Regions from separate parts of the Homo sapiens genome. Here region 2 is linked to region 1. Evidence: chromatin loops called from intact Hi-C (ENCODE). Cell type or tissue: breast epithelium. All regions are shown on one strand. Each heading gives the region's core, and the rest is flanking DNA. Links, peaks and the distances in the headings are about the cores only. Region 1 holds the start of LOC124901379 (a long non-coding RNA gene). Region 2 overlaps LINC02541 (long intergenic non-protein coding RNA 2541).

Region 1 (4,404 bases), core at 278-4,277:
TGTGTCCATCCAAACAGAGAAAACACTGTATCACAAGTTACTCATGGCAAGTTTTTGGCAGCTACTTAAAGGGGACAAAATAGAGGAATTTAATATAATTCAATCAAAGACAGGGGAATGCACATGAGAGAAAAACAAGGCTGGACAGAATATTAGTAAAGTCAGCATTATAACTGAGTGCAATACTTTATGGTATTTAAGAACCAGCTAGAAGGAATGCATTGTATTAGCATGATACAACAGCTAATTCATATGTGTGACTACTAGATTTCAAGCAAAAACTTAGCTGTACTAGACATTAGGGTATCTGGCACGAAGATGTCACTTTATGTTTCTGGAAAGATAAACAGCCAATCATGATTTCTTTCATAGGTCAGGGAAACCTAGGATGCCATCAGCATTCTACAGCTTGCTCTTGTCTGCATCCTGGACAATTTCAACATGTCACTGGAAATAACATGTTATGCTGTTCAAAGGCTGCCTGAAGAGGAGAGCAAGCCTTTCCCATTGCACTTCCTCTAAACCATCTCTAAACACCTTCTTAGACTCAAAGATAAAAGCCCTTGACCTTTTTACGTAAAACTGAAGTGTATGATCATTGGAACTGATAGTCTACGAACCTACCCTGGATGGACTCCCTTCCAGGTCCTGAATGAGAGAAGTGATTTGACATCCTCTTGGTTTCAGATTCTTATTCACTACTTTTTAAAATAGAAGCAACATTGAGGGTAAAATCTGGATTCATAAAAGTCTGCATTAATTATATACTGACTCTGCACTATTAAAACAAAGCCCATTGACAAGCAGCCATCAGATACCTTTCAGAGGAGGGAGTCTTGGCTGTTATTCTTACAGCGTCCCTGAAAGAGCCCTGATCCTCTCTCTGGCTGCAGCTTTTGTTTCCAGCCCTTCTTTTTTCAATGGTTGTCATGGAATCAACTTATTAGCATATGAAAAGCCATACACAACACTTTTCCCTTTACCCCTCGCTCCCCCACAACCAAAAGCCTGTTGCTAAAGCCTTAGTCCTTAATATTCATGTAAAGGAGGGTGGGGTGTGAGAACAGAAATAAAATTGTGAGTGAAAAAACAAAGACGTTTTCAACTTGCATCCTCTCGGGCAAAAATGGCTGATTTTTAAAGAGTTAGAATTTTCTCAGTTTCTGTCTTTTTACTGAGCTTCCCCAGATTTTGGCAACTGTAGTCTCCTACCCTGTTATAATTGACCTTATTCACCAAAATTGGTTTTAATTGCCTCATCAGTCAGAGGACAGATATGTGTGCTTCTCAACGTATTATGACAACTTTTGCTTAATTTGGGATTAATTTCAATAATCAATTCTCATGTTTTCTTAAAAATAACTTCTAAATTTCTTCAAAATTTTTAGTTCATAAGTGACAGAAAATTCTCTTTTTCTTTAAAGTGATCTTATAGGTTATGTAAACTACAACTCATGAAAAAGAATAGGCATGTGTTTGGTTTCTGAAGTTGTCTTAGCCCATGTTTATAAGCTACGTTTTGTCTCACCTTGTATATATAGGGTCAAAATAATGCATTGTTTTTCTGTGTAAAAATAAATCTTGCCAACTCCTCCCAAATACACTTATGTAACTAACTTGAAAAGGCTCTAAGAATGTTGCCAAATAAAGAGGAGACTTCTCCTTTTTTGTTTTTGTTTTTTTGTTGTTGTTGTTGTTTAATGAGACACAGGTCTCACTATGTTGCACAGGCTGGTCTCAGACTTCTGAGCTCAAGTGATCCTCCCACCTCAGCCTTCCAAAGTGCTAGAATTACAGGTGTGAGTCACCACACCTGGCCAAGAGAAGACTTTCTTAAAACAACAAACACAACAAAAATCTCATGAAGCACACTATACTCCATATTCTACAGTAATATAGACAAAACCCGTTGTACCACCTGCAAAAATATTCTTGCACAGCATATAAATGTAACACTATCTGGCTTCCAGGAAATTTCTCAACCTAGTCCCCATCTCAATAACCTTTAATAAACACCTAGTATGATGGTGATGATGATGATGATGGTGATGATGATAATGATGATAGTTAGCAAATAATTAGAGCCATGTGCTGTTAAGAGCATTAGGTGATTGATAGATCTAATAGTCAGAACATCATAAGAACAAAAGTTGATCACTTCTTCAATTTGAGGACTTACTACACTCAATTGTGAAAGTTCTTTTATGGAACAAAATTCTAGTGAAATATACTTCTGTCCAAATGTGACCACGTTGGTTTGGATAAGCCACCTATATAGTCCACAGATGGTATTAATCAGAATTCCTTCAGTGGTTAGTGGCAAATAACCAATTTAAGTGAATAAGCAAGAAAACAAAGGAGGAGGATAGTTATTGACTCTGGAAATGAAAATCCAAGGGAGGCACTGGCTTAAAGCATGGCTAAATCTGAGGATAAATGTATAAATGTCAAGTGTCCAATATTTGACCCTTTTTTTTCCTTCTTCTTTCCCATCTGTCATTCCTTCATCTTTCAGCCCTACTTTTGTAGTTGAGCTCCGTTATGCTAGAAAACAATGACGGTTCCCTCTGAGCAGCCCAAGAAAGTGGCTGAAGGAAGTTCTGGATTTACCTCCCCTTTGATTAGTAACCCTTATGCTAGAAAACAATGACGACTCCCTCTGAGCAGCCCAAGAAAGTGGCTGAAGGAAGTTCTAGATTTACCTCCCCTTTGTTTAGTAACCCCATCAGAAAGAGGTCACTCCTTTCTCCTGGTTCCCATGTAGCAAAAGCAGAGAAAGATTCTAACTCACTTTGTTTGGCTCATAGGCCCAAATTTTAACTGCATCTCCATGACCAGGGAAATATTTGGCCAGTTCTTGTTACTGCCTACTTAGATGTTTGGAGGTGCAATGTCTGTTACACAAAGAGGAAGATGAGAAAGCCTTCAGGGGATGATGGATAAAACCAATAGCTACCTATAATCCACTCCTCCATGTTTACTCCATGGAGGACTTACTACTCAATGTTTGAAATAAAATATAACTCAAGTTAAATCAGGGCTTCTAATAACCAGCTTCTGTAATTACCTAAACTAATGAGATTAATAGAGGTGTGTCTACTACCTTGAAAAGGAAATAATATTAAAATGTCCTTCAGGACGGGTGTGGTGCCTCATGCTTGTAATCCCTGCACTTTAGGAGGCCAAGGAGAGCAGATCATTTGAAGTCAGGAGTCTGCGACCAGCCTGGCCAACATGGTGAAACCCCAACTCTACTAAAAATACAAAAATTAGCCGTGCCTGGTGTCATCCACCTGTAATCCCAGCTACATGGGAGGCTGAGGCAGGAGAATCACTTGAACCAGGGAGGCAGAGGTTGCAGTGAGCTGAAATCACACCACTGCACTCCAGCCTGGGCAACAGAGTGAGACCACATACCAAAAAAAAAAAAAAAAAAAAAAAAAAAAAGTCCTTCAGCCAAAATTTTACCTGGCATCTATGCAATGTGAAGTCTCGGACAAGTTAGAATGAGCCAGTGTTAAGGAGACATAGCAGAGGCTCAACTGTATTGAGAGGAAGCACTTTAAAAAATACAAATCAATCAATCAAGACATATTTACTTAGTTCCTACCATGAGATCCACAGTGTGTTTTATGCACAGGGAGAAAAAAGATGAGAGGCCCACTGGCTATCAGATGATAGAGGTAACACTATAATTACTCAACACACAGCCTAGAGGGTAAACTGAAAAATAAAATTCCTTCTTATCCACCAGAAAAATCAATAAGAAAGTGATAAGGCAGAGAGTTAGCCTTTGTCTAACTAATGGAAGCCTCAAGCCTCAGGGATGTCTCCTCCCTACTACCCACCAACATCCCTGGGTTCTTTGATATCCTGCAAACCCCTGTAGTAGCAGAAGCAAAGTGTGGGATTTGGGCTTAACTGGGATTGGCATAAGGAATTTCTAAAAAGCCATGAGTGTCTCCTACCTGCTTGTTACTATTCCACAAGGTGTGAGTTACCATTCCACAAAGTGTGAGACAGATGTCCAAGTGTTCATGTAATTTTTGAAACTATTAGTTCTCTGCAGCCTCCAAGTTCTTGTGATTCTCACGTACAAAGCATCTTGGAAAAAGGTGCTATGTAAAGGGTGCTTATTACCATCTGAAGGCATCTCATCGCCCTCCCAGTCACCATGCCAAGAGAAATGAATGGGAGTCATGAATGTGAAAATCTAAAACCCATGGCTGGGTGTGGTGGCTCATACCTGTAATCCCAGCACCTTAGGGGTCCAAGGTGGGAGGATTGCTTAAGCTCAGGAGTTCGAGACCAGTCTGAACAACATAGTGAGAACTTGTCTCTATTTTTTTTCAAAATAAAAAACTTAAAAAAAGAAAAAAAAAAAGAAAATCTAAAACCTCTCCT
Region 2 (4,404 bases), core at 303-4,302, 51 kb after region 1:
AAACAAACATGAACCTTGGGCATAGACTTTTTTTCTTGTCTTTCTTTCTTTCTTTCTTTCTTTCTTTCTTTCTTTCTTTCTTTCTTTCTTTCTTTCTTCCTTCCTTTCTTTCTTTCTCTCTTTCTCACTTTTGCTTTTTTCTTTCTTTTTTTTGATGGGTTCTTTTTTTTTTTTTTTTTTTTTTTTTTGACACAGAGTCTCGCTCTTGCTGCCCAGGCTGGAGTGCAGTGGCACAATCTCGGCTCACTACAACCTCTGCCTCCCAGGTTCCAGCAATTCACCTACCTCAGCCTCCCAAGTAGCTAGGATTACAGGTGCCTGCCACCACACCCAGTCAATTTTTGTATTTTTAGTAGAGACGGGGTTTCACTGTATTGGCCAGGCTGGTCTCAAACTCCTGACCTCAACTGATCCGCCCACCTTGGCCTCCCAAAGTGCCAGGATTACAAGCGTGAGCCACCACACCCAGCCCGAGACGGGTTCTTATTATGTTGCCCGGGTCCAGGCTGGTCTTAAACTCCTAGGGCCAAGGGATCCTCCTGCCTCTGCCTCCAGAATAGCTGGGATTACAGATGTGCCATTGCGCCCATCTTTAGACTTTTAATTTTATTTCCCAAATTACTGTAAAAGCAGCTTAGAATTATTTTTTTCTCTTCTGTTTTAGCCCATGTTATAACCTGGACAGGCAACTACTGATTCTTAATGTCTGGCCACTGATTTTTAAGTGCTTAAATATTCAAAAGTTTGTTAAGCATATTATTTAATATTCACTTATTATTCAGAGTCTGTGCCTAGGCAGAGCTCCTAATAAAAACACAGAAGACAACTGTTGGCATTCATTTTCATGCCATAATCAAAATACATTTCCTGATGGTGGGGAGTGCTTGCATGACCACCTCCCTGCAGAGCCAGGCAGGGGTGGTCACTACAGGTTAATCCAGATACTAGAGCTATTTTCAAACACTCCCAATGCCCATAAGGAGAGCAGGCTAGGAGCAGGGCCCATGGCTATCCATCAATGTGAATCTCTAGATCCATCCCTTCTATTTGCTTTCCTGCAGGATAAATACATTTTTTGAACTTGTACTGATCAATTTCAGCTGCATAGAAATAGAGATAGGAATATAACAAGCTCTACCTCTTTTCTCTGCAAGCCATTAAACAGATGTCAATTCTGATATGTTCTCCTCTAAAGGGACACATTCCAGTCCTAATTTCCAGAACATACCAGGTCAAAATGTTATATGCCATTTTAAACTTCCTTCTACCTTCCCCAAAGAGTCAGCAACTAATTAATTCTTAAGAAAGAAAGGAGAGGACTATGAGATTGTGTACTGAAAAATTAACACTTCAAACCCAAAATACACATGAGTTCAAATGCTGCTTCTTAAATAGATTATCTGAGCTATATTTCCTCCAGAAGCCTTGTTTTCCTGATCTGTAACATGAAGACAGAATATACTCTCATCAGGTGGTCATGGGGATTAAATGATATTTACATACACCTACTATATACACATACACATATATATAGTTATATACATAGTTATACATGATCCGTATAATACATACACTCTTACATACACACACAGTGTATAGCATAGGACTCAGTAAATGGAAGCCACTGCTTATCAGTCAAACAGTACTTATTAAGTCCTAGGCAAAGTTTAGGATTCAAAAGAGGTCCAATTTTATTCCTTTCTTCAAAGAGCTTAGGATATTATTTAAAAGTTAGGATAAAATTTTTGAAACATAATACATAATTAAGACATAAATTGTGTAATTTTTACTACATATATTGTAATTCAAAAAAAAATGAAGTAATACATAAAGATGGGTTGAATTTTTTTTAATAACAAAAAAAGTTTAAGGCCAGGTGTGGTGGCTCACGCCTGTAATCCCACCTATTTGGGAGGCCGAGGCAGGCAGATCACCTGAGGTCAAGAGTTCAAGACCATCCTGGCTAACATGGAAAAACCCTTTCTCTACTAAAAATACAAAAATTAGCTGAGTGTGGTGGTGCATGCCTGTAATCCCAGCTACTTGGGAGGCTGTGGCATGAGAATCGCTTGAATCTGGGAGGCAGGAATTTCATTGAGCCAAGATCCCGCCACTGCACTCCAGTCTGGGTGACAGAGCAAGGCTCCATTTCCAAAAAAAAAAAAAAAAAAGTTTAAATGCATATGTAAAGTTATTCTTTGAACACTAAAATAGGAACCAAATTTAAATAATACAGAATAGTTGTCTATTTTGTTCCATAGCATGGTCTAAGTTAGGACACAATAAAATGCATATACAATTACTAAGCGTTTAGCGTGGAATTTTCTTCTCCTTATGTTTCACCAATATCTAAACAGCCTTAAAAGACTATTAAAAAATACTTTTCCAACTACTATTTTTAGGGACATAAGTATCAAAATATTACCTCTAATATAAATTTATTGTACAGAATTTACATTTCATAAATTTATCTTAAAAAGTCAGGACCTCGTAGGCAATGATCTCATTTCTTCTCACATTAATGAATTATATTTTAGAGAAATTCGAGGTCAAGAGAGCCTTGATAAAATGGCAAATCATAAAAAGCAAAAGCAAATTAACACTGGGAACACTCAATACATTTGCCTAGTGAGTAAACAATAAGCATCCAGTTGCTATTGATAGCCTAGGTTGACTGGGAGATCTCTTACATCCTAGGGTAATCAAAGTTGGTTACTCAAAAAGGTATTTTCTTTAGATTATTTACTCATCTAGTCAATTCCCTAATATGAGCCTGGTATCGTGTTGTAGGGAGCTGACATTATACAGGTAATCACTGCAATATAGTAAGTGTTTCGATGCACAAATATACAAATTGCTTGGGAAGCACATAATCACAGAAGAGGAAATGCCAAATTGTGGAATAGTTAGGAAGGGTTTCACTGAGGGAAATATTCATGCTGGTTATTTGACAAACAGTATCCTTGAGAAGTAGATCCCAGTAGAAGTCTCTGAGTTGTCTGCCTGGTCTCCTACCTGAGCAACCAGCACTTTATTCCTTGGCCAGATAAATGTGAGCCAAAATACCTTGTGGTTTCCTTGGAAATGCAGCTTAGCAACCATTTCTGGGGACAAAAGTCCATAGTAATAGGCACCTGGCTGTTATCATGTTTGATGGGCCTATGTCTTTTCTTCTTTTTTAAGGACCTTAATACACCTTCCTTCCATCTCTGACTCTATATTCTCAACACTTAAAATTAACAGGGTTAGTAAGCAAGGACCAGTGGGAACAAGAGAAGGGAAAATTGTCTAATGGGCAGTTTATTCATTCAGTCCTTGGGAGTTTTCAGTGAGCAGGTTGGATATATTTCCAATGTTTTTCTCAAATTTTTAGGAAAATTAACTATTAAAGTTTTTTTTTAAATAAAAAGATGTTTATAGGCTGGGCACAGTCACTCATGCTTTGGGAGGTCAAGGCAGGAGGATCACAAGGTCATGAGTTCAAGGCTAGTCTGGGTAACATAACAAGAACCCATCTCTACAAAAAAATTAAAAATTAGCTGGGTGTGGTGGCATGCACCTGTAGTTCTACTCAGGAGGCTGAGGTGGGAGGATTCCTTGAGTCCAGGAATTGGAGGTTGCAGTGAGCTATGATCACACCACTGCAGCGTTCCAGCCTGGGCAACAAAGTGAGACCCCATCTCTAAAAAAAATTAAAAATAAAAAAAAGGGGCCAGATGAGGTGACTCACTCCTGTAATCCCAGCACTTTGGGAGGCCAAGGCAGGTGGATCACCTGAGGTCAAGAGTTTTTGACCAGCCTGACTAACATGGTGAAACCCCATCTCTACTAAAAATACAAAAAATTAGCGGGGCATGATGGTGGGCGCCTGTAATTCCAGCTACTCAGGAGAATGGAGCAGGAAAATCGCTTGAACCCGGGAGGCGGAGGTTGCAGTGAGCCGAGATCACGCCATTGCGCTCCATCCTGGGTGACAAGAGCGAGCCTCCATCTCAAAAAAAAAAAAAAAAAAAAAGGCTATTTATGTTGTTTTAATTGGGAAAAAAAAACTTTGAAAAAAATAAAAACTGAATAACATATAGAGCTGATAAAAAGGATTACAGTACCTATATACATACATAGCATTATTGAAATATATAGAATATAAACACCTATCATATACAAATCTTCTAAATAAGACCTTATCTGAAGATTTCAGTCATTAACTCAAAAAACACTGCTTCTCCATGCTGCTTATTAAAATCTGCTTCAACAAGTCCTTTACACTCCTGACTCAGCCATGCAGGTACATATTTTTAGTTCACAGGATTAATTAAAAATATTTATTAAACTTTCTGGCCTATCCCTCAGCTTTCTGATCACTGGGAATCTACATTTGCAGATATTCTTCAGCACCCAAGCACG

Evidence for each region. Hi-C counts contacts between places; a loop is a spot of excess contacts. Peaks named below come from ENCODE experiments on the same cell type or tissue, not always from the same donor. Only the 100,000 strongest peaks of a DNase experiment are listed, where the experiment ranks them.
Region 2: it touches region 1 in a loop (21-fold over the local background); 5 of 110 quality-filtered maps call a loop at or near these places.

Annotation. Positions count from the first base shown.
Region 1 is chr6:113,586,550-113,590,953 of GRCh38, forward strand. LOC124901379 (a long non-coding RNA gene) reads right to left here and starts at 870. Exons shown (of 2, transcript XR_007059713.1): 1 at 625-870. RefSeq lists an enhancer at 564-1,149. In breast epithelium, for the core only: no CTCF peak of the experiment used is centred there; no DNase peak of the experiment used is centred there.
Region 2 is chr6:113,637,172-113,641,575 of GRCh38, forward strand. The region is part of intron 1 of LINC02541 (long intergenic non-protein coding RNA 2541); the gene reads right to left. Among named protein-coding and RNA genes, the nearest start is that of LINC02541, 11 kb to the right of the region's middle. In breast epithelium, for the core only: no CTCF peak of the experiment used is centred there; no DNase peak of the experiment used is centred there.